2 separate regions of the Homo sapiens genome follow, and region 2 is linked to region 1. A link is a loop called in an ENCODE intact Hi-C map of the cell type or tissue named here. Cell type or tissue: heart right ventricle. All regions are shown on one strand. Each heading gives the region's core, and the rest is flanking DNA. Links, peaks and the distances in the headings are about the cores only. Region 1 holds the start of KRTAP4-1 (keratin associated protein 4-1). Region 2 holds the start of KRTAP4-12 (keratin associated protein 4-12).

The links. Peaks named below come from ENCODE experiments on the same cell type or tissue, not always from the same donor. Only the 100,000 strongest peaks of a DNase experiment are listed, where the experiment ranks them.
Region 2: a loop joins it to region 1, with 2.6 times the contacts of the local background. A loop is called at or near these places in 2 of 110 quality-filtered maps.

Annotation. Positions count from the first base shown.
Region 1 is chr17:41,173,573-41,189,141 of GRCh38, forward strand. It overlaps KRTAP4-1 (keratin associated protein 4-1), which reads right to left and starts at 11,339. Exons shown (of 1, transcript NM_001386841.1): 1 at 10,528-11,339. The coding sequence starts at 11,282. The coding sequence ends at 10,842. KRTAP4-2 (keratin associated protein 4-2) reads right to left here and starts at 4,649. Exons shown (of 1, transcript NM_033062.4): 1 at 3,874-4,649. The coding sequence starts at 4,592. The coding sequence ends at 4,182. It also overlaps the pseudogene KRTAP4-17P. In heart right ventricle, for the core only: no CTCF peak of the experiment used is centred there; no DNase peak of the experiment used is centred there; H3K27me3 peaks cover 2,593 bases.
Region 2 is chr17:41,116,967-41,132,535 of GRCh38, forward strand. It overlaps KRTAP4-12 (keratin associated protein 4-12), which reads right to left and starts at 7,216. Exons shown (of 1, transcript NM_031854.3): 1 at 6,125-7,216. The coding sequence starts at 7,156. The coding sequence ends at 6,551. It overlaps KRTAP4-11 (keratin associated protein 4-11), which reads right to left and starts at 1,407. Exons shown (of 1, transcript NM_033059.4): 1 at 215-1,407. The coding sequence starts at 1,349. The coding sequence ends at 762. RefSeq lists an enhancer at 6,343-6,896. In heart right ventricle, for the core only: no CTCF peak of the experiment used is centred there; no DNase peak of the experiment used is centred there; H3K27me3 peaks cover 400 bases.

The sequences.
Region 1 (15,569 bases), core at 7,108-15,107:
TTCCACTTAATAAACAGTAAATATATTTTCTCCTCCTTGTGATATTCCTAATAACATTTTCTCTTCTCTAACTTACATTAATGTAAGAATACAGAATACAATACACATAACACATAAAATGTGTGTTGATTGTTTATGTTTTCAGTAAGGCTCTGGTCAACAATAGGCTATTAGTAACTGAGTTTTGGGAAAGTCAAAGTTATTCTTTAATTTCTGGCTGCACAGGGTATTGGCACCATAACACTTGTCTCATTTGAGGGCCAACTGTATATCTGTATCTCCACCTGTGTATATGTATATTTCAACAGCTTAAGATTAAACAAGCAAAAAGATAAGTTGCTCCAATGGAAATTCATAATCCTTTATCCAGTTTCCAGATGTGAGTTGATTATTGGACCTAGAATTTATCAACTGAAGGAGAGGCCAGTCCTCCCAAAAACGGGGTCACAGCAAATAGTAGCCTCACTAGTCCTTTCCCATAAATACCCGCAGCCATCTTCTCAGGGGAAAGTGGAATCCCCATGCATTTGGATCCTGTTCGATACCAGATCTGAGTTGACATTGACAGTTGGAAACCCAAAATGTGAACACAAACCCCATTAGGATCTCATAATGATGGTCGGAAAATAAATGGAGTCTTGATCCGGATTAGTCTTATAGTAGTTTCACAGGGTGCACAGACCCTCATGTGGTCATTTACCCAGTTCTCCAATGTAGAGTTCACCAATAACATTCCTTGACCTATGGAGTAAGAATTATTACAATAGGAAAGGCCCAATGGGAGCTCGTGACATTGCTTGGGACCTCTCACACATTCTCCACGCAAGTGAGTGGATAGAAGCAAGAAATTAGAGACATATTCAAGGCTTACAAATGCAGGAGAGGTGAATACCACCTTCATATGATTCACTAGTTCAGACCCAACAAAAACCACATAGATCATGGCAGATGACAGTGGATGAACACAAACTCTGTCAAATAAAAATCTAATTATAGCCAATGTGATTGATGCATGTAGAATCATTTCTGGGACAAATGAACACAGTCTCCAATATGGGGTGTATGGCAACCAAACTGGCAAATGTGTCCTTTTCAATAACCACCAGGAAGCAGCATCAGAAGTGAATCCATTTCACCTGGAACAGACAGTGGTGTTAACACTCTGTGCTGAACTAGGGATATGGTAATTCTCCTGATCTTTGTCACAGTATAGTCGCAAAAGATCTAGGCATTGTGAGCATCCTACAATACAGCATGCTGATCCACAATATTGATAATGTCATGTGAATCAGATTTGATGAACACAAAATGTGAATACTGTGGAGACCTTGCTAAGGATCCATGTGCTCTAGAAGAGAAGAGAAAAGGATTCCAGAGGCTGCCACACTGGTAATATTTTTAAGCATCCTGTCTACAGCATACCAGGACACCACTGCTGAACATCCGACCTGCCAGCAAGAGAGTGGCCCTGAGTCCCTCGTAAGGTACCATCCTATGAGAGGATCAGCCAGTTACTTGCTGCTGATGGAATTGACATACAGTCAGGCGATGGGCTTGCATTTTCTGCTTGCAGTGCCTCAGCCAGCACCGTTATATGGGGGCCCAAGAGAACTTGTTGTGGCAGTGTGGAATCCTACCTAACTTCACCTTTGACTGATCAACCCCATATGGAGCACAAGGTGTGTGGCAATGGGCAGGTAACTGTAGATACTCTGTTACCCACAGTATACTTTATGCTGCACCATCCAGAAACAGCTGAACGGATAGTGTGATGCAACCACCTCTTGAAGCCATAATGGAGGTCTCAGCTTGGAGATGACACCCTGTGAGGTGGAGCGCTGTTCTTCAGGATGCAGTAAGAATTATTACACCAATCACCATCACATGGTACTGTGTCCACAACAGGTAAAATACATTAATACAGAAAACCAAAGTGTGGACAGAGGAGTTGCTCACTCACCTTCATGCCCTGTGAGCCACTTGAGGGAATTTGTGCTCCCTCCCAAATAACTGTAAGTTTTATGGAGAGGTCCTGGCTCCAAGAAGGGAGGAGCCACCTCCAGGGGGCATAGTAAGGATTTGATTGGAATTAAAGCTATGGTTGTTACCTTATCACTTTGGCTGGAGAAAAGCACATAAAGAAAAGGGCTGTTGCCACAGGCAATTGGCCTCATCATCATGAGGAAGTAGGACCACTGCTATGCCAATGGGGACAGGGAGGAATATATTTAGCACTTAAGTGATCCTCTGGGACATGCTTGGTGCTTCTACTTCCAGCCTTGACTGCATATGAGCAAGTTCAAGGGCTCAAGCCTGATAAGGACACAGTAACCAAGGCTTAGAGCTCTCAGGATGAGGACTCGGGTTACCCTACCAAGCAAGTGACCTAGACCAGAAGCAGGGGTGCCCATGACCCCTCCTCTCATACGTTTCTCTAGAAACTGTGACCAACCAGTTGGAGTGAGCCTAATGAGAGAAACAGCTGCAGCTGAGCAGTGCCAGAGGTGGACTACAGGGCTCCCTATCCTGATCCCATTTACCAGAAAGATACCCCCATCCCCAAGCTAGTGTAAGTAGGACAGCCAGCAGCTCCCTTTGTTCACCTGCACACTTCTCCAGATAGTTGTCCTCAGCTTACAGGAGCCACCTCATCTGGAGGATTCCGCCCTCTTCGCATCCTCTTCCTCTCCCACAGGGTGGGCCATAGCTAGTGGTAACTGATGTAGGATTGTAAAGTTCCAACGACCTTACCTCTCAGAAAGATGGGTCTGTAATACCATTCACACTCTAGAGCTTCCTGTGGGGTCAAATGACAATAAAATCCTTTTGGGCTTAGCCTCTTCTACAATCCTATTCTGTTTCCGACATTTCCTTACTGATTTCTCCTGAGAGCATTTTCTTATAAAAGTCACTTGTGCAAACATCCTGTTTTAGATCTTTCTTTGGTGCCTCCAACTTAGCAGCATGGCTCAGGGTGAAACCTTTTTCAATATAGCCTTTTTTAGGATGAGAATCACCAACACGGTGGTTGTGTCCTATCCCTCAGATAAAACGATGTGAAGAAAAAAACAATCAAAGACAACTAGTTTAAAAGCAAACATGCATATTGAAATAAAAACTTTAAAAATTAAAATTCTTAAAAGAAGACCAAAAAAGTAAATGAACAAATAATAGAAAAAAATTGTAATGCGCAAAAATTGAAAAGAAAAAAAACAGCAAAATGTTCAGAGGTGTCCATTCAGGTGACAGTAAACTCAAGAGTTGATCAAAATCTATGGTAACCATTCATATTGTACAAAAACATTTTGAAGGACACTAATACTGAGATTAGGAATGCTGCTGTTTTAGATTGTGTGCTCTCTGGGGCAAACCCACAAAAGAGGATCTGAGAACATGTGGTATATTTGGACGATTAACCCAAGAAACACTGGAGGAAACTTGAAGAATGACCCTGGGAAGGAGGGAAAGTCATTATAGAGTGAGTTCATGATCAGAATGTTCCTGCAGGCATCTGGTATAAATCCCGCTGAAGACCTCTGGAAGACTGGTTTGACATACCCCCCACTGGAGGGAAACAAGCCAGGGCATATATTACCAACTCCCACTCATTCTCTGAGTGCTGTTCCTAGAGGCTTTAAGTCTCCAGCCCAGAGTTTGCTCCTTTATCCAGAGAAAGTCCTCAGGTAGAGAGTTCCAGGTGCCTGCTCTAAGGAACCATTTTCCTATGTTTGAATGGAGAGTGCTGATAGGATAGAGGTGGAGCCCCTGATATCATCTGCTGTGGTCTTCTCCCTCTGCAGGGAAGAACATCAGAAAATTTGACAGGTAAGGATGAGAATTCAAGAAGGAAAAATGAGACACAATGCCCGTATATTATTTGTATGCCTCAAAAATTAAAATTTATTTAAGATAGAGGAATAGCTCCATGTGATAAATTATGGTAGAGAGCAAATATTTCAATTCAGGGAACATGGGGTTGACATATTTCAGAGAAAATTCAAACTTGTATTCATTTGGTAGAGGGTAGCAACATAGTGTTTGGTGAGCATATTTGGAGGCCAAACTCAATCCAAGAATTGGTTGGAACTGAGGTTGTCCAATTGGCCTTGCATGATTCAGTTCACAGGTGGATCATATCAAGAATGCTGGTTAATAAAGGCAGGTGAGTATAGGTGAGGGCATCAGCAGCAAGAGCCACTAGAGCAGGTTGGGCGGCAGCAGGTGGACACACAGCAGCTGGGGCGGTAGCAGGTGGTCCTGCAGCAGGTGGTCTGGCCACAGCTGGGGCGGCAGCAGGTGGGCTGGCAGTACACAGACTGGCAGCACTGGGGTCTGAAGCAGCTGGACACACAGCAGCTGGGACGGCAGCAGGTGGTCCTGCAGCAAGTGGTCTGGCAGCAGCTGGGGCTGCAGCAGGTGGGCTGGCAGCACACAGACTGGCAGCACTGCGGTCTGCAGCAGCTGGACACACAGCAGCTGGGGCGGCAGCAGGTGGTCCTGCAGCAGGTGGTCTGGCAGCAGCTGGGACGGCAGCAGTTCTCTAGGCCACAGCCCTGGTCAGAGCACACAGAGCCACAACAGGAGTTGACCATGGTGTCAGAGGGTGGAGGTTCTGGGTGGATTTCCAGGAAGGTGGGTTTGGAAGGTTTGGAAGTTTCCTTGCCCCAGATCCTCTTTTATACCCTGCTAAGGCCTGATGTCATCAGATGCAACACTCTTTCCTTGTTATTATTTGTCCTGATATGTAGGCAATTATCAAATTAGGCAAGTTTGTTGTTCTGGTTAACTTATCCACATAGATGGAAACACTGTCTCCTTTCCCTAATGTGTTAGGACTCCTTAGCTCAGCTCTTCCTGAACCACCTCCTGTGTCTCTCTTACTATAGCTTCCTCCTAGAGCAGCCATGTGACATCTGCCTGTAAGCACATACTATGTGCTTCAGTCTCATTTGCTTAACACATCATGACTACTCTTGGGTGATTACTATTCTTACAGGCCCTTGACTCTTTCTGGTGACTCAGGAGGATAAAGCTGCATTTCAGTCTGATGGCTCCTTCATTATGGGTCAGATGGCCTGTGAAGGTTTCAGTGTGAAACAGATTTCAGTGTGAAACAGATGACCACTGGTGTGAGAACGAGAACACCGTAGGACCTATCGCTTTTTTATCTTCCGCACTCTGAATTGTGACCCATTTTCTAGACCTTCTGATGAGAAATACAGAGCTGTTTTAAGGTGGAAAACTAAGCTGTGAAAGTTTGATGTTTCCTTTTCTACAGAAACAACCCTCCAAAATTCAGATTCAGGGCCTCTTGGGGAATGTTGGCTTCAGAGAACAGCTATACTTAAAGGTCCAAGTCCCTCATTTTTTTGCTCCCTGGGGCAGATTTTCCTTGTGACTTTGCCTTTCTGCCTTCCTAGCTCTAACAGGGCACATGAGCTCATCTCTCCAGGTTCCAAAATTTTCTGGCCAACCCAAATTAGATGACTCAGTATCCTTTGCTTGCTCTAATTCGCTCCCAGCCCTCTTGCTTTCTCTGCTGAATTGCTGGGCCTTGAAGATGTCCTATACTCTGCTGCTTCCTTATAGAAGTTGTTGATCCAATTTCACACTTTACATCTTTGTTTTCAAAAAATAAATCAATAAAGAGAGAAAGAAAGCAGAAAACAGGTATCAAGAACAAAGGATATCAGCCTATATTTTTTCATGTAGGGATGGCTGACTATTGTTTCAAAAATGTGCTATGTTGTCAATTCATTAACTCATCAGTTAATAAATATATATGTATTTCCCCACCCCTGAGGAGTCAAGGAACCCAGGGAAGGGGGTGGAAAAATGTCTGACTTACCATGATAGAAATGTTTTATGAACTGGGCAGCCTCTGCAGATAATCAGGGGAGGAGTTTCAGTGTAAGCTGGTGTTTCTGAGGGAGATCCAAGAACCAGATGGAGGGGATTGGATGAATGAGGGAGATTCCCTTTCTTCTCTCAGGTGCTTATAAGTCTAATAAATCAAATTGTGGTGTTCTTATGATGCTGCTATGTTCCAAGCCAGTTCCTACTCCTGCCCTGGCCCTAATTTCCAGGTGATTCAAGCAGAATGAAAACAACTTGGGCTCCCAAGTGAACCCCTGCTTGGTGCGCTGGCTGGTGTTCTGAGCCTGCACTGTTCTCTGGCTCTGATGTACCCAGACATCATATTTTATTGAGGGATGAAAGTGGGTTCCATGATGCTGTGGAATTAAGACCCTGTGAGCCCCATGGTGGTGTACGAGAACAACTCTAAGATTTCCAGGAGACCTTGTATTCTGGAAAAGAATCGTGCCCTTGAGAAGCCGTGACGATTGGTGCCTGCTGATGATTCAGTAGAGATCACTTTATATTAACTATTTTTCTTCATGATGTGAGTGTGTGTGAGTGTGTGTGTGTGTGTGTGTGTTTTCCTTAAGATAAATTTACATTATATTTAGGAATCTCTCACGATTTCTTCTAGTACTTTAACAATTTCATTTTTTCTACCTCTACTCAGCTATAATTGAAATATAAAATTGTATGTATATAAGGTGTACACCCTGATGCTCTGATATGTATATATTGTGAAATTATTGTCATGATCAAATTAGTTCACCTCCACCACTTCACATAGTTACCATTTTTTGAGTGTGTGTAGTGAGAACATTTTAGATCTAGTCTTTCAGCAAATTTTAAATATACAATACAGTGTAATTAACTACAGTGACCATGCTGTACATTAGATCCTCAGAACCTATTCTTCTTATAAATGAATATTTTCTCCCTTTGACCAACATTTCCTCATTTCCTCCATCCACAACCTTTGACAATCACCATTCTACCCTCTGTTTCTATGAGTTTTTAGATTCCACATGTAAATGAGATTATTTGTCTTTCATTGTCTGACCTACTTCACTTAGCATAATGTCCTCAAAGTCCATCCATGTTGTCCCAAATGACAGGATTTTCTTCATTTCATGGCTAATAACATTTCAGTGTGTGTGTGTGTGTGTGTGTAAAATCCTTGCAATCTTACATTGGTGTTTGTGCCTTTGAGGACACAGTCTCCTCTTCCACACTTTACAAGTTCCCTTCAGCAGGGAAAGACTCTCAGCAGTCAACTCGGCCTGGGATTCTGGACGGGGAAGCTGGTAGCATTTGTGAACAGGCAGGGCTTACTCTTGGGGGTCTCTGGGTGGGTAAAACTCCTGCCCAGGCCCTGAGGTTCAGTGGGGCTGCTGCCTGGGCTTTTGTGCAGCTGTGGCTACTGGCTGGGATCCACGGTTAGGTGTGGCCACTGAACGGTTTCATTTTTATGTTGAATATTTTATCTGGATGAAATTTGTTTTGATTTAACAAATGAAAATCTCTCCTTTTTTTCTTCATTCTGTACATCTTTCATTAATCCCTTTTATTCTTTCTTGCTTTTTTCCCTTTCCTTCGTTTATTCCTGAATTTGGCTACCTGTTTTATAGTATATTTGAAGTAATCCTTTCCATACTGCTTTTAAGACACCAGCTTTAGGATATAATTAATTTGTATAGACTTTTTTTTTTTGAGATGGAGTCTCGCTCTTTCGCCCAGGCCAGAGTGCAGTGGCGCTATCTTGGCTCACTGCAAGCTCTGCCTCCCCAGTTCACGCCATTCTCCTGCCTCAGCCTCCTGAGTAGCTGGGACTACAGGTGCCCGCCACCATGCCTGGCTAATTTTTTGTATTTTTAGTAGAGATAGTGTTTCACCGTGTTAGCCAGGATGGTCTCGATCTCCTGACCTCGTGATCCACCTGCCTCTGCCTCCCAAAATGCTGGGATTACAGGAGTGAGCCATGTATAGACTTTTAAGTCAATTTCTGGGCTCTACTCAATGGCAAACTTCACTGTTTGAAAATCTCTGGGTTAGATATCTCTAACGTGACTTCCAGTTTACAAACCTATACATTTATGACTTTTTTTTGATTCCCTTTTACTTGATGACTCATTGTTATCCTTTATCCCTCCCATCCATGTTCATGCTTATCTTTTAAAATTTGTAATTGTCCTCAGGTTCAGTCATGTAAAATCCCATTTTTAAGAGTATGGATCCTATAAGATATAGTAATTTTCCCTACATGCTCCTCCTAGGAGAGAAGCAATTCAAAATAAAATACCCAGCCACAAATACCCGAAAGACATTTCTGTCTAACCTAAATTATGACTTAAAACAGTGATATAAACTCTTCAAAAATTATTTTTCCCAACAACCATATTACTAGGTTAGTGCTGAATGCACCAAAGTCCTCCAAATATTAGCCATAATTAGATAGGCCACAGGAATAAATACAACCTGCATTTTTATACTTCTGGCAACACATCTTGCCTGTTTTGTGCCTATGTTCATTTCAAAATTTAACTGAGACATAAGCTAATGTTTACCCAGAAAAGTGTATTTAGATTCTCATAAGAATAGAGCGATACCCTTACAAGAAAGAATAAAATATTAGAACTCTTTCATCCAGAAAGAAAATAGAAGGTTGGTTAAGAAACTCTTAAAAGCCTTGGCCGGGCATGGTGGCTCATGCCTGTAATCCCAGCACTTTGGGAGCCCGAGGCAGGTGGATCATGAGGTCAGGAGATCGAGACCATCCTGGCTAACACGGTGAAACCCTGTCTCTACTAAAAATACAAAAATTTAGCCGGGCACGGTGGTGGGTGCCTGTAGTCCCAGCTACTCAGGAGGCTGAGGCAGGAGAATGGCGTGAACCCGGGAGGCAGAGATTTCAGTGAGCCAAGATCGCGCCACTGCACTCCAGCCTGGGCGACACAGTGAGACTCCATCTCAAAAAAAAAAAAAAAAGAATGTGACTTTCTTTATGACACTAATGTTATATTGCTCTACTGATATGATAATGTACTTTAATTTTTGCCATTTTCTTCTTCGTCCTTGTCTAAATTTTGCTTCTAACTAAAGTCCTTAACTCTTGGGCCTATTGATATTATTTGGTTATGGAATGGAAATTATCTCAAAGACATGAGAAACTGTGATAAGTTTGAACTTCCAAAAGGGAAAGTAGTTGCTAAAGAGCAGAGGAAACAACCAGATGGCTGCCTTGGAGCTAGGCTGCCTTGGGTAAAACATTCACTTGTCATGGGGAGATGAGAGGCTGCTGTAAACATGGTGACACACGCTATAAAGACAAAACAGATAACATTTCTTGACAATTTGCTTTGCCTATCCCAGACAAGTGTGGACAGTAATTGGTATTTAGGTATAAATTATACCAATGAAAATGAGAAATCTACCAGTATTTCTCGCTTTACCTTCCTGCTGTCTACCCATCAGCTGAGTGGCACCCCCATCATTTGCAATGACCTTCCACTGCATCTGTGCTTCACCTTGACAGCCTTGGCATTACTGCTTACTGCACTCCTGCCCATATTTTCTGATCCTTCATGATTATTATCATTATTGAAAAGAATATTATTTCCCCATTTTAGAACATCTATAATTTTTTTGGTCCTTTCCTGAGGATAATTTTTATTCTATTAAATCCTGTATTTTGCTCAAGTATATTTTTTTTTCATGTGGAAGTGACATCAGGCAGAATAAGCAAAGCCATGTGGCTACAGGAGACATATGGTTTGCTTGTCTGAATATGACCAAGTTTACCTGAGATACAAGAAAGCTGTAGAGTCTAAGCATATCCCGAGAGTGCATTCTTAGCTCACAGCTTAAAATTACAGCCTGAGTCCTTCTCTTTTACAACTCTATCATTGCCTACCATTCAAACCCTTACCCAACTCCTCCCTGACTCTTCCCCAAAGAGGATATTCCCTTGTCCTTGTGTGGCTCCATCTTTGACTAAGAGCTTTCTCATTTGCCTATGACTTTTAGTATAGTACCATTAACATAGAGGTGATGGGATGAGGCCAGTGAGGTTTAACTTCCACCAAATTTGGTCAACACCAACTGTTTCTTAGCTCATCTCAGTCTTGTCCTCATAAGAATGTAAACATTTTCCTATATTTTCCTCCTCTTCATTTCATGGGTCTGTGACCTGCACATCTTCCCTGTACCAACTTAACTCATTCTATTATTAAATGTGTGTATATGTATATTCCTAATGTCTTACTCTTCCCCAAGACAGAAAGTTCTCCTCTGATCAGTACTACCCAGCACAATCTATCTACTTTGCTCTTTCCTCTTATTTCCAAGATTAGACGGTGAGCTCCTTTTAGGAAGCTCCTGTGCCTCACATATCTTGATGTGATCTCCAGAGCCCAACAGTGCAATGAACATGACAGATGATCAATAATTTCATTGACTGAATAAGAAACTTTTGTTAGTTAAATACAGCGAGTTATCTTATTTTGAAAAATTTATGAAGTCCTTTCTATAATATAAGCATTACATTATATTTACAAAATCAGTTTTCTTTCCTGGTCGTGGTAACCCAAATTTGTCTTTATCTTGAGAGAAGTAATGCTAAAAAATAAACTGACAACTAATTCTCAAAAAAATTGAAAAAAGAGAAAAGAATTACTGATATTAAGATAATATTTATTGAAGAACAGTTAATATGTAATTTTGAAGGTCAAATCAAGCATAACAGTCAGAAACTTAGAGGCTTAGTCTAACTGCATCATGCATCTGAGGTCTGAATGCTGCTGGGAAGAGATCCATGGGAAAAATGAGTGGTATTAAATGTAGATGGATGCCCTTTCACCAGTTACTTAGTGGAATAACAGGATAATAAAGCTGATGGCCATTTAACACATGGACAAGTTGATATAAATGACACTTTCATATCATGGGATGGTGACTGGCTCATGGTTGATAGTCCAATATGAGGTTCAACAAGAGGATCCACAGCAGCTGGGGCGGCAGCAAGTTGCACGGCAGCAGGTGGTCTGACAGCAGAGTGGACGGCAGCAGCTGGACACACCACAGCTGGGGCGGCAGGTGGTCTGACAACAGAGTGGACGGCAGCAGCTGGACATACCACAGCTGGGGTGGCAGGTGGTCTGACAGCAGAGTGGGCGGCAGCAGCTGGACACACCACAGCTGGGGCGGCAGGTGGTCTGACAACAGACTGGGTGGCAGCAGCTGGGGCGACAGCAAGTGGTCTGGCAGCAGGTAGTCTGAGAGCAGGATGGGCGGCAGCAGCTGGATACAACACAGCTGGGGCAGCAACAGGTGGTCTGGCAGCAGCTGGGGCGGCAGCAGGTCTCTTGGCAGAGGCCTTGATCACAGCCCTGGTCAGAGCAGACAGAGCCACAACAAGAGTTAACCATGGTGTCAGAGGGTGGAGGTTCTAGGTAGGTTTCCAAGACAGTGAGTTTTTCGAATGTGGGAATCTCCTTATCCCATGTCCACTTTTATACTCAGCTGAGGAGCTGTTGTCACCACATAAAAGCTATTTCCTTGTTATTGTTTATCTTAATAGATAGGCAATTATCAAGTTAGCTAATTGTGGGAAAATATCTGTATAAAAGGTGGAATGCACTTTTATTCTTTCTCTGTGTTAGAGTTTAGCCAATCCAGTCTTTCCTCCTCCTCTTGTCTTCAGTTAATTTAGTGTGTCATTTAATTTCAAAGACTTGTAATCTTACTCATCCAGTCGATTGTCAGGTGACAGATCACTTGGAACTCAGCATTCTGTGTGTCATCCTGAAAACTGTGTGTCTCACAGCAGTCCTCAAATGGGATGATGTTTCTTGTTTTCTGAAGATTCTTCTGAGAAAAATAAACTGTGAAACAACTAGAAGAAAACAGCAGAAATTGTCTTAAAATATTAGAAGTGGAGTGGATTTTCTAATACAGAAAAACTTAACAACAATGAAGAAAAAGATTGAAAAAAATTTACAACAGAAAAAAACTCAAATGCCTGATTGAAAAACAAGAAGGCTAAAGAGTAAGCTGAAAATAAATAATAATACCTTAACCAATCTACAAATAAATGAGCTAATTTTCTTAATCCATGAATACCTCTTACAACCCAATGAGAAAAACAACAACAACAACAACCAAACAGAAAATTGAGTAAAGGATATTAACAGTGATTTCACTAAAAAAAGAAATTTAAGTGCCTTTTGAGCTTCTGAAAGATGTTTAGTCTCACTCATAATTTAAGGTATTTTAATTGAACAACTTATTCACTCATCAAACCATCTACCGAATACCTACTGTGTGCCAGGTTCTACTGCATGCTCTCGGGATATGGCAGTGAATACTTGCTATTTGTAATGACAAATGTAAAATATTTAAGTTTAAAAACTTTAATAAATTGGTGAAATTATAAAGACATTGACATTTTAATACACAGTTGGCAGGGATCTAAATTGAGGCAACTTCTTTAGATGGTAATTAACAGAATCTGAAATTTAACAGTATCTTAAATTAATTTAGCATATTTTGAAATGTGCGTGTGTTTTGATTGAGCCTTTTCACTTCTAGAAATGTATTCAACAGATGCACCTATACATACCTTCCAAGATGTAAGTTCAAGGGTATTCTTTGCAACATTGTTTGCAAGAATAAAGCCTGATTTTAAATTCTATTGTGTTTACGGAGGGGAAAGCCCTTGATGTAGGCAACACACACTAGTGCTCAGAGGCAGTGAAGCATCACTTTCTTTTTATCACCAAAGAAACCTCTTTGACCTATTCTTGCAATTTTTCTATAAGTGCAAGACGACATTAATTTTTAAAAAAAGAAATTAAGAATGTTATCTCTTTAGGCCATCCCTATCCCATGCAGACACCTACTTTCTATTTAGACTGAGTTATTCAGGAAGGAGGGAAGAGGGGATGGAAGGAAGGATACAAGAACATATTTAGAATATATTTTTATGGACATATTTTATGACTATTTGGGGTATATATAAAAATTATGAAAATTCAGTTCGTTAGGCATAAAATGGCATAAAAATATCCATTGTGTCTAAGTTGATAATGATTTTACTCAAATTCTCCATATCTTTGTTTACTTTTCTTCTTCAAATGACCGTTTTTGAAATAGTATGTTTAAAGCCTCTGCTATGATTGCAGTTTTATCACCTTCCTGTCTATTTATAACAGGTTTTTTTCTTTGCACTTAGTTTGAATGTAGCCCAACTTCTTATGACAACAAGAATATTAATATTTTTGCAGACATAATTAATGTATCATAAGGAAGTCACTATCAAGGTCAAAGCAAGTGCAGGTATCATAGGCTTGGGATTCTGGTCTAACTGAGCCACAGTTCTATGGTCACTTGTTTGTTTAGAAATAGCCCTCTCTGTCTGAAGGCAGGGGAGACAGCTTAGAGATAACCCTTCTCCTTAAAACAAGTATGTTTTCAACATGGTAGTTGACTCAGGCTGGTGGTCAGGAATGAAATTCAACAACAGGATCCACAGATTGGTGGTCTGGCAGCAGACTGGATGGTAGCAACTGAACTCACAGAAGCTGCGGCAGCAGCAAGCGGTCTTGCAGCAGGTGGTCTGGCAGCAGCTGGGATGGCAGCAGATCTCTTGGCAGAGGTCTTAACCACACCTCTGGTGACAGCAGAAGGAGCTGCAGCAGGAGCTGACCATGGTGTCAGAAGGTGGAGGTTCTGGGTGTGGGTTTTCAGTGGCATAAGGTACTAGAGTTCATAAGCCTTCTTCCTTCCAAGTTTCCTTCTCTACCCTGCTGAGGACTTGCCATCACCATGACCTGGGTTATTTCCTTGCTATTGTTTATCTTACCTGAAGAGAAATGATCAGATATTCTGATTGAAGCATGACATTGTAGCAGTTAGCCTTGGTTTTTAAAATGGATGCTAAGGTAATTTCCATTTAATCAGTTATTTATCCCTAAAAGCACCATTTTTCTTCCTTTTTTGTTTTAGCATCATCTCATCCATTCCTTCATATACTTTTCAGAGTGTGTCATTTGATATTCTGAGCACAGGACGAGTCATTCTTTTGTTCCAACCATTTAATTTACTGTTCCTGAATGAGCTGCATAGCCACAGTCCCTTCAATTTGAACAGTATTTAAAATAGATGTAAACATGGATATGTTAATACCCAAAAAATAAGACCCCAGTACATTATAGCAAATAGCTGCTAATGAAATCAGCATAGCACACTTATAAATTATGAAGTAGCTAAAAAACATCTAAGGCACGTGGCTTCAAATTTAACTTGTTCAGAATAGAATTGCTCATTCTGTTTCTTTTCCGAACCAATGCCCTAATTAATTCCCCAGTCCTATTACAAATGGTTGTTAGTCCAAATTTTCAAGCTAGGGCTGGGCGCAGTGGCTCACGCCTGTAATCCCAACACTTTGGGTGGCCAAGGTGGGTGAATCACCTGAGGTCGGGAGTTCAAGACCAGCCTGGTCAACGTGGTGAAAGTCCATCTCTACTAAAAATACAAAAAATTAGCCGGGAGTGGTGGCACGTGCCTGTAGTCCCAGCTACTCAGGAGGCTGAGGCAGGAGGATCATTTGAACCCATGAAGCGGGGGTTGCATTGAGCCAAGATCACGCCCCTGCACTCCAGCCTGGGCAACAGAGTAAGACTCTATCTCCAAAAAAAAAAAATCAAGCTAGTAAATGTAAAGTTCTTCATTCAATAATCATGTTTTGGTTCCCGCTATGTGCCAAACCCATTCTCAGGGTGGAGACACAAGTGAAGAATACTCCACCCCATCCTCTCCTTCACTATAACTTCATTCTGACTAAATGAACTGCACCAGATCATTTTATGGGATGAACTGGCAATGCCATTACCCATATGCTGGACCAGCAAACAGAGGCTGTGTCCACCTTCACAGCTAAGGTCAGGATGCCTCAGCAGCAGAGATGGCAGAAATTTTTAGCCACAGTTTAAGTCAGAGCAAGTCAAGCTGTATCAAAAGACCATTTTGTTGCCAGTGAAAATAAGAAACTCTTTATTTGAATAGATTAGCCAGATATGGAAATTGCTAAGCATCCAAAATATTATGCAACTTATTCTGTGTTTTCCCCATTAATACACATGATGGAGTCATTCTCGTCCCGTTTGTTCCTTCATTTAAAACACACGGCCGGGCGCGGTGGCTCACGCCTGTAATCCCAGCACTTTGGGAGGCCGAGACGGGCGGATCACGAGGTCAGGAGATCGAGACCATCCTGGCTAACACGGTGAAACCCCGTCTCTACTAAAAATACAAAAATTAGCCGGGCATGGTGGCGCGCGCCTGTAGTCCCAGCTACACGGGAGGCTGAGGCAGGAGAATGGCGTGAACCCGGGAGGCGGAGCTTGCAGTGAGTCGAGATCGCGCCACTGCACTCCAGCCTGGGCGACAGAGCGAAACTCCGTCTCAAAAAAAAAAAAAAAAACACACACAACGGTGTTTGTATTTTCAAACTGCAATTCAAAGCAAAATATTTTAGTTGTCTGACTAACTGCTTTTAAACTTTTCTTTGCACCACTAAGCGTAAACATCATGTACCCAGGGATGTTTGTACTTAGGGCCATCAACAGATGTGGAGCTCAGCATGGAAAAGATTACGACAATTACAATTGAGCCCAGTCCCCTGTTTCAGGAATTGAGATACCCAAGTGGAGTTG
Region 2 (15,569 bases), core at 4,002-12,001, 60 kb before region 1:
GCATTCCATATATCAAATTGAAACAATCAAAAGCTTCTATTTTATTTTAGTTTATGCGTGACATTGGAGCAGTTTGGCACTATGAGTTCATCCCTGAAGTCTTACTTTGGAATCATGCTTTGAGAATCCCCTTCTACTGCATTCCCACCTCACCCCCATGAATCAGTAAACTCAGTGAAAATTATCACAAAAAAATGCAAAAAACAATAAAAGATTTCTAAATGAAAAGTTTAATACAATATATTTTGTGAACACAATAAAGATAAAGAACCAATAAAATAGAAAAATTCTGGCAAACTTGAACAAACAGAGACAAAGAGAGAACAGGGAGAAAGCAGGAGAGCATGGGAGGGGCAGCCTCCTACCTTTCCAAGAGAAAAGAATGACTGAAAGGCTGACAGACAAATAATATGTTTGAAATGGAGATAATGTGTACCTCACTGGGAAGGATATTCTGTAGGCTCAAAACGATTTAAAAAATGAGGAATTTAGAGGATTGGAATAATTTCTTAGCTAGTGGATTACAAATTATTTCATATTTGGTGCCATGACTGGAAGAGAAAGAAAGCAAGGGAGGGAGTTTAAAATGAACCAGAATGTTCTCACAGAGTCAGTGGGATGGTGATGGGCTCATTGGAAACATGAAGTCCACCCTGCTGAATGACATCAATCCCACTCCATGTGTCCTAATAGTCAGCACAGAAGAATGGTCTACAACTGTGGGCCTGCAGTGAAGGGAGAGATGAGCCAGGGCAGTGGGCTCAGCAGCAAGAGGAGGCACAGCACAAGGGGCGGGGGCAGCTGGAGATGACACAGGTTGGGCGATAGCAAGTGGTGTGGCAGGAGACTCGGCCACAGACTGGACGCAGGCAGCAGCAGGGGCGGCAGCAGCTGGATTCACAGCAAGAGGGGCGGCAGCAGCTGGAGATGCTGCAGCTGGGGTGGCAGCAGGTGGGCTGGCAGCACACAGACTGGCAGCACTGGGGTCTGCAGCAGCTGGACACACAGCAGCTGGGGCGACAGCAGCTGGAGATGCAGCATCTGGGGCGGCAGCAAGTGGGCTGGCAGCACATAGACTGGCAGCACTGGGGCTTGCAGCAGCTGGACACACAGCAGCTGGGGCGACAGCAGCTGGAGATGCAGCATCTGGGGCGGCAGCAGGTGGGCTGGCAGCACACAGACTGGCAGCACTGGGGCCTGCAGCAGCTGGACACACAGCAGCTGGGGCGACAGTAGGTGGTCCTGCAGCAGGTGGTCTCACAGCAGCTGGGGCGGCAGCAGGTCTCCTGGCAGAGGTCTCGGCCACAGCCTTGGTGAGAGCACACGGAGCCACAACAGGAGTTTACCATGGTGTCAGAGGGTGAAGGATCTAGTTGGGTTTCTAGGAGAGTGAAGTTCTTGTGTTTGGAAGTCTCCTGGGCCTGTAGTCCCTTTATACCCTCCTGAAGGCCCATTGCCACCACATCATTATTTCCTTGTTATTATTTACCTACTGGAAAAATTAATCATGTAATTACATCATTGTGTTTCCAGTTAAATACTCCAAAACAGAGAAAATAACCCATTTCCTTTTCCTGCTGTGCTCCTGTGTTTCCATTGGAAATGCATGTCATATTTCTTCATTAGTGGGGAGTCACCTTTGTCCCTGGTCTATGCAGTGTCTTTTACAAAGCACTGGTCACAGGACTCTCTGACATTTTGTTTTTAAATGTGACTCTCCCTCCTACCTGCAGATTGCTGTCTGCAAATCATGGGGGATGATTTTTATAATGTGAATGTATCTTTTGTTGTCAAAGAATGTCCTGGTCAGGTGAAATGTTGGGAAGGAATTAGAAGGAAGCACTCATTTGGGGAAGGATGTCCCATCTGTAATGAGGATGACTCTGATCCCATGTGTGCATCTCGGATGGTCGGGCAGATGGTCAGATCCCAAGAAGTTCTAAACTCTGTCAGATCTTATTCCACAGCCTCCAGCGAAAGTACTTACCCATGACTCACTGCCTTTAAAGGGTAAAAACACATTTTGCTGTATGTCTTACAGTATATGCATTATGAGTAGGAAGTTTTGATTTATCTTTTTTTTTTTTTTTGACAGATTCTCAATCTGTCGCCAGGCTGGAGTACAGTGGCATGATCTCTGCTCACTGCAACCTCCACCTCCTGGGTTCAAACGATTCTTTTGCCTCAGCCTCCCGAGTAAGGTGGTTTGCGCCATCACACCCAGCTTACTTTTGTATTTTTAGTAGAGACAGGGTTTCACCATGTTGGCCAAGATGGTCTCGATCTCTTGACCCCGTGATCCACCTGCCTTGGCTTCCCAAAGTGTTGGGATTGCAGGCATGAGCCCCCAACACCCAGCCTGATTAATCTTTGATCATCAAAATTGCATGATGGATTTTTCATTTACAAAAGCATTTGTTATATATAAAGAATATTTAGAATTATTAAGCCTTCAATAACATGCATCCAAGATGTTCTATTGGGTACTCTGGGTGTAGAACAGATAAACCCTCAACTTTTTCTTGCAGGTACTTGCATAAGACACATGGATAGGAAACAGTTTGGCAGAAATGAAAAGAATTACAATTATTTTCATTAAACAACTAAAATAAGAAATGTATAATATGTGGATAAGTTCCATACACCCTCATGGTATGTATATTACTTGTGAAGTATTGACTATGTAGCAGGCATTGTACCAAATATCTTACATTTGTTTCATTTTCACGCTTTAATAGAACCTTATGAACTAGTTTATATTCTTATTAGTCTTTTAGGGGAATACTCAAAAGAAGCATTAAAAACTTAAAACAAACAAACAAACAACTTGTCCAAGGTTAAAGAGAAAGTAAGCCTAATATGTCTTAGTGTAGCCAAGAAAGCCGTAAAGAATACAATTTGCTAAGCTTGCTGAAACTGCTTCATCTTCTTGGAATGTTTCATCTTTTTTTGTCCACTCTGCAAACTCCTACTCATGTGTCAAGACCCAGTTAAAATATTTCCTCCTCAATAATATCTTTCCTGCTAAGCTACCCCATTCATGTATCATGATTTCCTGCCTTGTGCTCATAATTTATACATTCTCCTGTATCATAGTCATTTACTTCTGTCTTTCCACCACGTGCAATGCAAATACCCTGAAGGCTTGCGCTATGGCATTTATTCTCGTTACCATGATACTCAGCACAGAGAACACTGGTGGTAAATGTTTGTTGAGTGAATGAAGGTTTTTTTGATGACATAGAGGCATGTAAGGTCCTTTAAAAAATGTATATATCTTTTGACTTCTGGATAAAAGGGAGGAAAACATCCCAAACAAAGAAATCATAATTTCATTTCAGGAAGACTAAACTCATTTGTGTGATAGGTAACATGTCACCCGATAAATAACATACGTGGAAACTGCGGAAGTCAAGATTCAATTTATAGAATGAGACTTGTTTATAGATAACCAAGAATACAGTGTTGAACGTGCATGCCTATATTCACACAGTAAAAAGACAGGAAGGAAGTAAACGCCAGATGGTAGCACTGGTTCTCCTTCACCTCCTGACTTCCTCGTTTTACTCTTGTTGATTGAAATAACTATTATTTCCTGTTTCGTATCAGTCAGCCAAAAATGTTTGCTGATAATCTGTTGTCTTAGCTTAAATTCTACCCAATGCAAACCTTGAGAAAAAGACCTGAGTGCACATAATTTATTTGGGGGATGATCCCAGGAAGCACAAGTGAGGAAACGGTGAAAGTAAGACAGGAAAGGTAGAAAATCCCAACAGTGTTTGTGTTAATGGTAAGGCCCCCACTGTGGGCAGCTGGGGACGAACCCCAGGGACAAGCCTGAGGCTGGAGGCACTTGGCCACCATGATTGCACACCTGTAAAATCCTGTAGAGTCAGCTGGGTATTAGTGTGAATCGCGAGATCAGATAAAATATGAACTTATACTAATCCATAGACTTTTTATACACTAGCAATAATTCTCTCTAAAATTTAATGGAGAAAAATCACACACTGGGGCCTGTCGTGGGGTGGGGGGAGGGAGGAGGGATAGCATTAGGAGAAATACCTAATGTAAATGACGAGTTAATGGGTGCAGCACACCAACATGGCACATGTATACATATGTAACAAACCTGCACGTTGTGCACATGTACCCTAGAACTTAAAGTATAATAAAAAAAAAAAGAAGCATGTACTCACAGTTCTCAAGAGTAAATAGAAAAATATGTAAATAAATCTGCCAAGCCTTTGTGAAGGAAAATGTTAACATTTCCGGAAGGACATAAAATAATGTTTGAATAAATGTCAGAACAAGAGATGTGCAACGAAAGCCAAGTTTTCAAATAAATACATACATGTTTTATGCATGCATTTAATGAGGATGTATCTCAATTTGCAACATTAGGTATTGAATGGGATTGGCAAAGATCATGATGGGAAACTTACTTTTGTTCACATTGTCACATTCTTTTGTATTGTCTAAATGTTTAAAGAGCATATATTTGTGTATAAATGATCTAAACATCCTTAGAAAATAATAAATGTGATTTATATAAAATTCATAATTTTTCTACATATTCTGTTAAATATATTTTCTGCTATTATGTTTACATTCTTATTTCTTTCAGGAACTAAAATATTAAAAGTACATTTCAGTCAGTCATTTGAGCTCTCAAATTAGCTATCATGAATTTCAAATTGTTTTGGGGGACAGGCTGGGTTCCCCAGGAAGCAGTCACTGAGATGGAGAGCAATATGCAGGAGGTTTATTGAAGCATGCTCTTGGGATTAACACTGGGGAGGGCAGGGGAGGGGAAAGGGAGGGGAGGGGAAAGGGAAAGGGAAGGGGAAGGGGAGGGAAAGGGAAGGGAAGGGAAGGGAAGGGAAGGGAAGGGAAGGGAAGGGAAGGGAAGGGAAGGGAAAGGAAGGGAAAGTGAGAGAAAGATCAAGTTTGACACTGGGATAAATCAAACTGCAGGGCAATCTCCGTGGAAGTCTCAGATGAACCTATAGGGAGTTCTGGAGATGAGATGACCCATTAGAGGCATCCCTAGTTGGGGAGAAATGTGGGTCTTTATAGTTTCATCCTAAAAAAAGGGCATGACTTTGGACGAAAAGAAAAAAAATCAGTCTCCAGCATACCTGTGAGTTTTCACTAGGCCTGCTTCCTTCATTTCCATCACCTGCCTGGCCGTGAAGGTGGCCCTCTCTACATGGCAGCATGAACTCCCCATTGAAACTCTGCCAGTCAGAATGAAGGAGATCCACTGTGTTTGTGTTGAGGATTCATTACACATGACTCAGTAGAAAATACATGGACTTTGCTAAACCACCTAATAGCTGCTTTTACTGGAAAAAAAAAGAAATTGAAATACAGTGTTTTAAAAGATCACAGCTCTGTGCACAATAGTAAAGACATGGAATCAGTCTAGGTGCCCATCAACAGTGCATTGGATAAAGAACATGTGACATTTTCACACCATGGAATACTACACAGCCATAAAAAAGAATGAAATTTTGTCCTTTGCAGCAACATGGATGTGGCTGGAGGACATTATCTTAAGCAAATTTTTCCAGGAACAGAAAACCAAATATTGCATGTTGTCACTTACAAATGGGAGCTAAACATTGGATACACATGGACACAAAGATGAGAACAATTGGGGACTCCAAAAAGGGGGGAGAGAGGGAGAGAGGAAGGGCTAAAAATGACCCACTGCTCAGTACCTGGTGACAGAATCATTTGTAGCCCAAACCTCAGCATCACACAACATGTAACAAATACGAATATGTACTCTTTGATTCTAAAATAAAAGTTGAAATTATTTTTTAAAAGATGATGAGTTGTGATCAATCTTTCAAAACGTTTCCCCTGTTGTTATATTCATGGATATTTCATGACTTCAGCTTCACTCTTTTTGTCTAAAGAATACAAAATGACTAATTGATTTGCCTAAGCCTGAAAAGACTTTTCTAGAAAAAAACTAGGCAGTGATCGATGTCAGTTGACCTCTGTTAGAAGGTTGACTAATCTGTGCTGTGAGCCCTACAGGTGTAGTTAAATGTAATCACCCAGGACCTAAATATAAAACCCTTTTTAAAAAGAGAATAAGAATCATATTCAATTTTCAGTGCCAATAGAATAGAGGTTTATTTTGGTACATGGAAATAACAAGGTACAAAAATGTTTGCAAAAGACTTTAAGAGAGAGACTTCACTGGACTTCAAGGTTGGAGGCTTTAAGATCTGTGGCCCTACAAATGATGGAGGCAATCTTCAAATTCCTTAGGCATGATGAATAAATGTCCTGAAGTCAAAGAGGTGGGAGGATGTTGGAGGACAATTTGTCAATTTATTAGGAGATTGTCAATGAATTCCTTTGGAAGGAAGGGAGTTTGGACAAAAGGTAGAATGCAAATACAGAATTTCTAAGGATGAGGTTTGCTTATGGGACCCAGATCAATTCTCTTGAACAGTCCGCATGTTTGCAATGAGAGCCTTCATCTGTAGGAAAGGACGTAATAAGGAAGTGGTGTGTTCACAGCAGAGATTTAGCAGCAAGAGGAGGCACAGCACAAGGGGCGGGGGCAGGTGGAGATGACACAGGTTGGGCGATAGCAAGTGGTGTGGCAGGAGACTCGGCCACAGACTGGACGCAGGCAGCAGCAGGGGCGGCAGCAGCTGGATTCACAGCAAGAGGGGCAGCAGCTGCTGGAGATGCAGCAGCTGGGGCGGCAGCAGGTGGGCTGGCAGCACACAGACTGGCAGCACTGGGGTCTGCAGCAGCTGGACACACAGCAGCTGGGGCGGCAGCAAGTGGTCCTGCAGCAGGTGGTCTGACAGCAGCTGGGGCGGCAGCAGGTGGGCTGGCAGCACACAGACTGGCAGCACTGGGGTCTGCAGCAGCTGGACACACAGCAGCTGGGGCGGCAGCAGGTGGTCCTACAGCAGGTGGTCTGACAGCAGCTGGGGCGGCAGCAGGTGGGCTGACAGCACACAGACTGGCAGCACTGGGGCCTGCAGCAGCTGGACACACAGCAGCTGGGGCGGCAGCAGGTGGTCCTGCAGCAGGTGGTCTGGCAGCAGCTGGGGCGGCAGCAGTTCTCCAGGCCACAGCCCTGGTCAGAGCACACAGAGCCACAACAGGAGTTGACCATGGTGTCAGAGGGTGGAGGTTCTCGGTGGGTTTCCAGGAGAGTGAGTGTTCTGAGTTTGATCTCTCCTTGTTCTCTCTTTTGCTTTTTATACCCTGCTGAGAACCACTATGACAATGTGAATAATCTTGTGGTTTGCACATTACTAATAGAGAATCAGTTGTTTTTTAGTAAATTAGATAGTTGTCCTTATCTGGTAAATATTTCTATAAATAGAAAAGGCAACATTTCCTTTTCCTGTTGTATTCTGAGCTATCCAATTTGGTTAAGCCAAGTGAATCAGCTCTCATTCTCCTTCCTTCATCTGATGTGTCTTCTGATGTGTAGACCCATTACATGACATTGTTTGATTGGATTTCATAAGTTAATTCTTTATTTATTTGACTCCTGGATAATAAGTTGAAAATAGATTTTATGATGACTAAATCTCCTCTGCTCTCAAAGAGGTTAAAAATAAATTACATAGAATGCTGGTAGGAAAATGTGATGAAAGATTCATCTTTGGGGGGTGATAGGAGGTAACTTGTGTATAATAAGGAACACTGTGATTCCTTTGAATTTTGTGGCTGGTCAGTGAGATATAAAAGATCCCACTGAAATTCCTGTTTCATGTTATTGACTCTATTTAGCTTGAAACAGATATAATGCAATGATTCATTGCTTTACAAGTAAAAATACATTGGCATGATAGGTCCCTTTATAAATTATTGTTGGCATGTTCTTCAGAGATGGGGATCATAAGGAACATTTTTGTTCTATTTTGTTGGTAAGTCAAGATACCCACTGAATGTGTTTAACTGAAGTGTTATTGAAAGTAGATTTTCTCATACTCGAAAGCTGCTTTTTCTCACAATGTATGTTGGAGATATTTTGCTTGATACATGGAGAAAAGAAACAAAGGATCAAGTTTAATTTCTGTCCTACAGAAGCTTAAACAAGACAAATAAGAAACATGTATAGGAAAGAATTTAGCAACTATTTAGAGAATGGTGTGATTAGTGAACAAAATAACAATTATGTATTTAATCTGTACACTTCCAATGAAAGATGAAACAATACTAATAGTTATAATTTTTTGAGTGCTTACTATGTGTCAGGAATTTTCTGAGTCCTCTATAATTGTTATCTTGTTTATACTTCACAAGGATTCTGCTATGTAGACACAATTTTTCTAAATTCTTTACATCCAAGGTACTTGAGGCCCAGATAGATTGAAGTCACACAGTCTGTAACAGGGAAAGGGCGTCTCTCCTAGAGTGTTCAAGGAACATTTTGCGCATGAACATTTTGCAATTAAATCCCTCCTGATATTTAAAAACAATTATTTATAATTAAAAAGATGCAAGGTATGTTCTCACTCCTAAGTGGGAGTTGAACAATGAGATCACATGGACACAGGGAGGGGAACATCACACACTGGAGCCTGTCGGGGGTGAGGGACAAGGGGAGGGAGAGCATTAGGACAAATACCTGATGCATGTCGGGCTTAAAACCCAGATGACGGATTGATAGGTGCAGCAAACCATCATGGCATATGTATAACTATGTAACAGACCTGCATGTTCTGCACATGTATCCCAAAACTTAAAGTAAAATTTAAAAAAAAAAAATGTATGGTAAGAAACCATCATAAACAAAGTAAAAACACAAATGACTAAATAATAAAAAAAGAACTAGCAATTAATATCACGGACAAAGGGTTAATAGTATATAAAAGACTTCTGAGACTGGACACGGTGGCTCACACCTGTAATCCCAGCACTTTGGGATGCCAAGGCAGGCGGATTGTTTGAGGTTAGGAATTTGAGACCAACTTGGTTAACTTGGCAAAACCCCATCTCTACCAAAAAAACAAAAAAAAGCAAAAAAAAAAAAAAAAATGGCGAGGTGGCATGCATCTGTGGTCTGTGGTCCCAGCTACTCAGGAAGCTAAGGTGGGAGGATTGCCTGAGCCCAGGAGGCGGAGGTTGCAGTGAGCCAAGATTGCACCACTGCACTCCAGCCTGGGTGACAGAAGAAGAAGAAAAAAAGGCTTCTGGAAATAGATAGAAAACAGACCAACAGCCTAATGGGAAAATAAAATGCAAATATTTTACCACCATATAAATATACTCAATCTCATGCATAGTAAGAGAAATGAAATAATATGGTACGATACTTCTCACCTGTTAGATTATCAAAAATTCAAAATCTGATAGCATTCTCTGGAAGTGAGATGATGTGAAAATAGGCATGCTCGTATTTGTCTTGTGAAGGTTTGGCAATAACTAGCAGCATTATTCTTTGACTCAGCTATCCCAATTCCATAAAATATCTCAAAGATACTCAGGTAAATATATGAAAGATATTGCACAAGACGATTCATAAGAGTTCTATTTGGGAAAAAAACTAAAAACTACAACAACACTGGATACAACCCAGGTGTCCTTCAATAGGGTACTGGTGTATAAACTGTGGTGCCTTCCCATGATGGAGTACTATGCAGCTGTCAAAAGGAATAAGGAGTGTCTCTATAGGCTACTATAAATTAATCTCCAGTAGATATTGTTAGGAGACGATAAAGCAGTGGAGGAAAATGTGTACAATTGTTCTGCAACAATGTTTTAAAAATCCAGGATATAAATATTGAAAGTATATTTGCTTACACTTTAAAAAACGACAGAAGAATAGAGAGAGAGGAGATGAGAAAACAGGAAAGAGGGACTTCTGTCAAAACATCAAATTGTGCATTTTAAGTACATGCAGTTTATTTATTATATGTCAATTGTAATTTAATGTAGCTGAAAAAAAAAGAAAAAAATAATGGAAGAATCAACCACATTTGGTTTTGTTGTTGTTGTTGTTGTTGTTGTTGTTTGAGACGGAGTCTCACGTTGTCACCCAGGCTGGAGTGCAGTGGAGCGATCTTGGCTCACTGCAACTTCCACCTCCTGTGTTCAAGCAATTCTCTGCCTCAGCCTCCTGAGTAACTGGGATTACAGGCGCCCACCACCACACCCAGTTAATTTTTGTATTTTTAATAGACATGGGGTTTCACCATCTTGGCCAGGCTGGTCTTGAACACCTGACCTCATGATTCCCTGCCTCAGCCTCGCAAAAGTGCTGAGATTACAGGCGTGAGCCACCGCACCCAGCCCATGTTTGTTTTTTAAAAATTGACCCATAGAGGATGGAGGGAATAGAATAGAGAAGATAGAAACAGACACTAGATTATTTTTGAATGTATCTTTTTCTGTAGCTTGGACTTTGCACCCATGTAAATATTTTACATACTTATAAAAATATTAAATTTTTAAAATCTCTCAAAATCACTAAAACCACCACCACAACAATGGAATCTAACTGTATATCCAGGCATAACTTCAGAGAAAGTAACTATCCCAAGGCCAAAATGTTTTTTTCAAAAACCTGTTAAGTTTGTTTGCAATAACTACACTGTTGTTATTAGTATTGGCAATATTATTCCAAGATTGTTGTGCAAGCATTAGGTAATAAAGAAAATGAGTAATTACATCAAGGAACTGTTATTTTTGGCAAGGAATAAAAGAGATTTAGGAAAAAGATATGAGGTTAAGTAAAAATCCTGTAATTATCAGTAGAAACGCTGATGTACTTTATCTTTTAAGCAAATATTTTCTAGTTGTGGACACTGAAAAAGTTGAGAGAAAATAATCAATTTAGTAATACTCATCATTTTTACATTTCAATCTTTCGTCCCAAATGCCATATTCACTACAAGGAACAGGGGTTCCTTGGAGAAATGGCTGAATATAAGTGTGGGTAAGGAAATATACAAATGAACCTGGAATATCTTATTATATATATATTAAAAAAAATCTACTAGATTCACGTCAAAAGTAGCCAGAGACCAACTTGAAGTTTGTTATTTGAGCACCAATGGGGATATGAACTGGAACCCACAGGTTCATATTGACAGGAGTTAAAAAAAATACTTTGGTCAGCTTTGAATGATGTTCCATTAGCAAGATTAACCAAGAAAAGGGAGAAAAAATCTAAATAACCTCACTAAGAAATGAAATGGGAGCTATTACAACTGACACCACACAAATACAAAAGATCATTCAAGGCTACTATGAACACCTTTATGCACATAAACTAGAAAACCTAGAAGAGATGGATAAATTCAGGGAAAAATACAACCCTCTTAACTTAAATCGAGAAGAATTAGATACCCTGAACAGACCAATAACAACCAGTGAGATTGAATGGTAATTAAAAAATTACCAACAAAAAAAAGTCCAGGACTAGGCAGATTCACAGCAGAATTCTACTAGACATTCAAAGAAGAATTGGTAACAATCCTTTTGACACTATTCCACAAGATAGACAATTAAGGTATCCTCCCTAATTCATTCTATGAAGCCAGCATCACCCTAATACCAAAACCAGAAAATGACATAACCAAAAAAGAAAACTACAGACCAATATCCTTGATGAATATAGATGCTAAAATCCTTAACAAAATACTAGCTAACTGAATCCAACAACATATCAAAAAGATAATCCACCATAATCAAGTGGGTTTCATACCAGGGATGCAGGGATGGTTTAACATATGCAAGTCAATAACTGTGATACACCACATAAACAAAATTAAAAACAACAATCACATAATCATCTCAATAGATGCAGAAAAAACATTTGACAAAATCCAGCATCCTTTTATTATTAAAACCCTCAGCAAAATCAGCGTACAGGGGACATATCTTAATGTAATAAAAGCCATCTATGACAAACCCACGGCCAACATAATACTGAATGGGGAAATGTTGAAAGCATTACCTCTGAGAACAGGAACAAGACAAGGGTGCCCACTCTCCCACTCTTCTTCAACATAGTACTGGAAGCCCTAGCCAGAGCAGTCAGACAAGAGAAAGAAATAAAGGGCATCCAAATCAGTAAAGAGGAAGTCAAACTGTCCCTGTTTGCTGACAGTATGGTTGTTTACCTTGAAAACTCTAAGGATTCCTCCAGAAAGCTCCTAGAACTGATGAAAGAATTCAGCAAAATTTCCAGATATAAGATTAATGTACACAAATCACCAGCTCTTCTATACACCAACAGCGACCAAACGGAGAATCAAATCAAGAACTCAACCCCTTTAACAATAGCTGCAAAAAAAAAAAAAAATACTTAGGAATATACTTAACAAAGGAGACAAAAGACCTTTACAAGGAAAACTACAAAACACTGTTGAAAGAAATCATAGACGATAGAAACAAATGGAAACACATCCAATGCTCATGGATGAGTAGAATCAATATTGTGAAAATGATCATACTGCCAAAAGCAGTCTACAAATTCAATGCCATCCCCATCAAAATACCACCATCATTCTTCACAGAGTTGGAAAAAACAATTCTAAAATTCATATGGGACCAAAAAAGAGCCCACATAACCAAAGCAAGACTAAGCAAAAAGAACAAATCTGGAGGCATCACACTATCTGATTTCAAACTACATTCTAAGGCCATAGTCACCAAAACAGTGTGGTACTGGCATAAAAATAGGCACATGGATCAATGGAACAGAATAGAGAACCCAGAAATAAACTCAAATACTTACAGCCAACTGATCTTCGACAAAGCAAACAAAAACATAAAATAATATTCTTATTAATTTTTCTCCACAGTTTCTCTCATTAATTCCATAGTGGATTAGAGTATTTGATTATTGGCTTGTCTTATTTTTATTCTTATATTAACTGTAGCTTCTGTATGTGAAGTTTTATCTCTATATTTATGTGTTGATTGTAGCCTTTAGCATAATACTTTTTCCTACTTTGTCTTCTGTAATGCTTTTTGTGTAAGTCTAACTTGTGGGATAGAAGAATTGTAGCCCCTGCTTTCTTCCATTTGCATTTTCATATATGTATCTCTGTCTTTACCTTTTCACTTTTAACCTTCTGATGCTTGTTGATTCACTTGTGTCTCTTTATAGACAGCATAATGCTGAGCTTTCCTTTTCATAAGCCAATCTGAAAATCTTTTTTTAAAGTCAGTTGAGCCTATTATATGTATGGATATAATCAATATGCTTAAATTTAATTATGTCATTTTTATTATACTTATATATAATAATGATATATAATAAGTTATCTTCTATATTTGTTAAATATTTCTCTTGCCTGTCTCTTTATCTTTCTATCTCTCTGTCTTTCACTTTTAAAATTCTAATCTTTCACCTTTTAAATTCTCTCTCTTTCTCAGTATGCCTTTTGGTATTTAGGAATGTTTGTATTTTGTACTAACGGTTACCTTTATATACCTCATGAGCTCTATTTTTTAGCTACTGTCAGTTGATTCTCTGCTTACAGAAATATTGAAATTATCTGGTTACCTCTTTATTCCTCACTCCCTGAGCATGAGATTTGAATTCCTGGTTAATATCTATAAGGCAATCAGCAAACTTCTACTTTATATATTTGCTCTCCTTTTCCTTCCTGTTTTGGTAGTTGTGCTGTATCAACATTGTCAGTACATAGCTGTTAGTTATCACACTTCCTCTCTTAGGCTTATCGTTCATTCTGTTCTTAGTTCCAAAGGATATATATCGATCCAGACCTCATGTAGATGTCCTTCCAGTATCTTTAGTCATCTGATTTTATGAAGTTCACTTGTTAATAAATTCTTCAGGATCCACCCATGGTGGAGAATATTCACTGAGTTTTTTCATGTTTATAATAGTTTGTTTGTGGCCTTTATACCTGAAGTTCAGTTTGGCTGAATTTAAAATCTTTGCCTCACATTTTCTTTCCTTGAGCATTACTCTATTATCTTCTGACATTTTCATCAAAATGTGTGAAAACAAGCTCGTTTTATTTCCTTCTGGTTGACATGGACATTTTGCCTGGATGTTCAAATGATTACTTTTCTTTAAATAATTATTATGTTTTTCTTTAAAATTCAAGGCTTTTATAACATTATGTCTCAATTTTGACCATTATGAGCTTATTTTTCCAGAAGGGGTAGCTATACTTATAACAGATAAAACAAACTTAAAATCAACAACAGTAAAAACAGAGAAAGGAGGTCATTATATAATAATAAAGGGATCAATTCAGCAAGAAGATATAACAATTCTAAATATACATATTAGTAAGAGAGTGAGCTTAGTAAATTTGAAAGTCCCTTTGCCACCTGTCCTTTTTTGTGCTCTGCTGAAGCAGCTGTGACCATGTCCGGGATCATTTCCTACTTTATTTTCTTATGGAGATGTTGGGGCTCAGAAAACAAAACCCCAAAATATGATTCTTTGGTACCTTGATTGGGGAATTGTGGGGAACAGCAGCTATAAGCAGAGGTTTTCTCTGAGGTTCCCGTATCTGCCTGAAGACATCCAGGAAAGATATATAACAGGAAAAGAGGCTAAATGTTGACATCACCCCAGAGCGGCTTTGCCTGAAAGACTTTACCTACATAGCAAGACAGCCTTTGTTCACCATACATTTCTTTCCCTCACCTTCCCATAGCTTGTGGACACCTCCCCTAAGAATCCCCAAGACCCTATTCTGATGCTATACAAACTTCAATCATTGGCCCTTCTTCAAGTCTTATAGTTTGTGAGGCTCTGCACATGCATGTAATAAATTTGTATGCCTTTTCTCCTGTTGATCAGTCTGCTGTCACTTTTTTCCAGAGACTCAAATTCTCACATCTAGAGAGTAGAGGGAAGTTTAAAACACACCTATACACTATACACGAAATTAGATCATTACGTTTTTCTGGTTAAATATTTTAAGATGTAGGAAAATATTATTTCCCTTTCCTAGTGTGTTAAGATTTTCCAATCTGGACTTTCTCACAGAATTATCTTGCCTATTTCTTTGTCTACTGTGTCTTCTCAAGATGGCCCATCACATGGATTCAGTCCGGTATGTACCTGTGATCTGTGCATCACGCCATGATCCTGTTTGGGCAAATTGTTCTCATGATGCCAAGATCTCTTTTGATGTCAAAGAGAAGCAGAATTAGAGTAGGGAAATAAAAAGAAACAAGCTCATCTTTCTGAGTTAGTTACCGGTGAGCAATGAGGAAGACATATCCTATTTGTGAGTCATAAATGCTCATTAGATAGTGGACTCTCTAGACTTCTTCAAAGTATGCACCAGGTATCATTTCCTTTATTCAATTTGAAACTGTTAACAATGACTCATTGTTTTAAAATATGAAAAGGCATTTGGAGCTACTCTGAATAAACTTTCACTGGCCTAATATGGGACTTGGGCACCAAAATGAATATTGGCAGTAATAGATTACAACCCATCAAATAAAATTAAGGATTGATGAGTCCATATTGATATGAATTAAATGGAGAAGTTAAAAAAAGGAAGATGAGAAAGTTATCCATGACAGTAGAATGTCAATGAGTAAATGTAGAAGGAATAAAGGAGTTT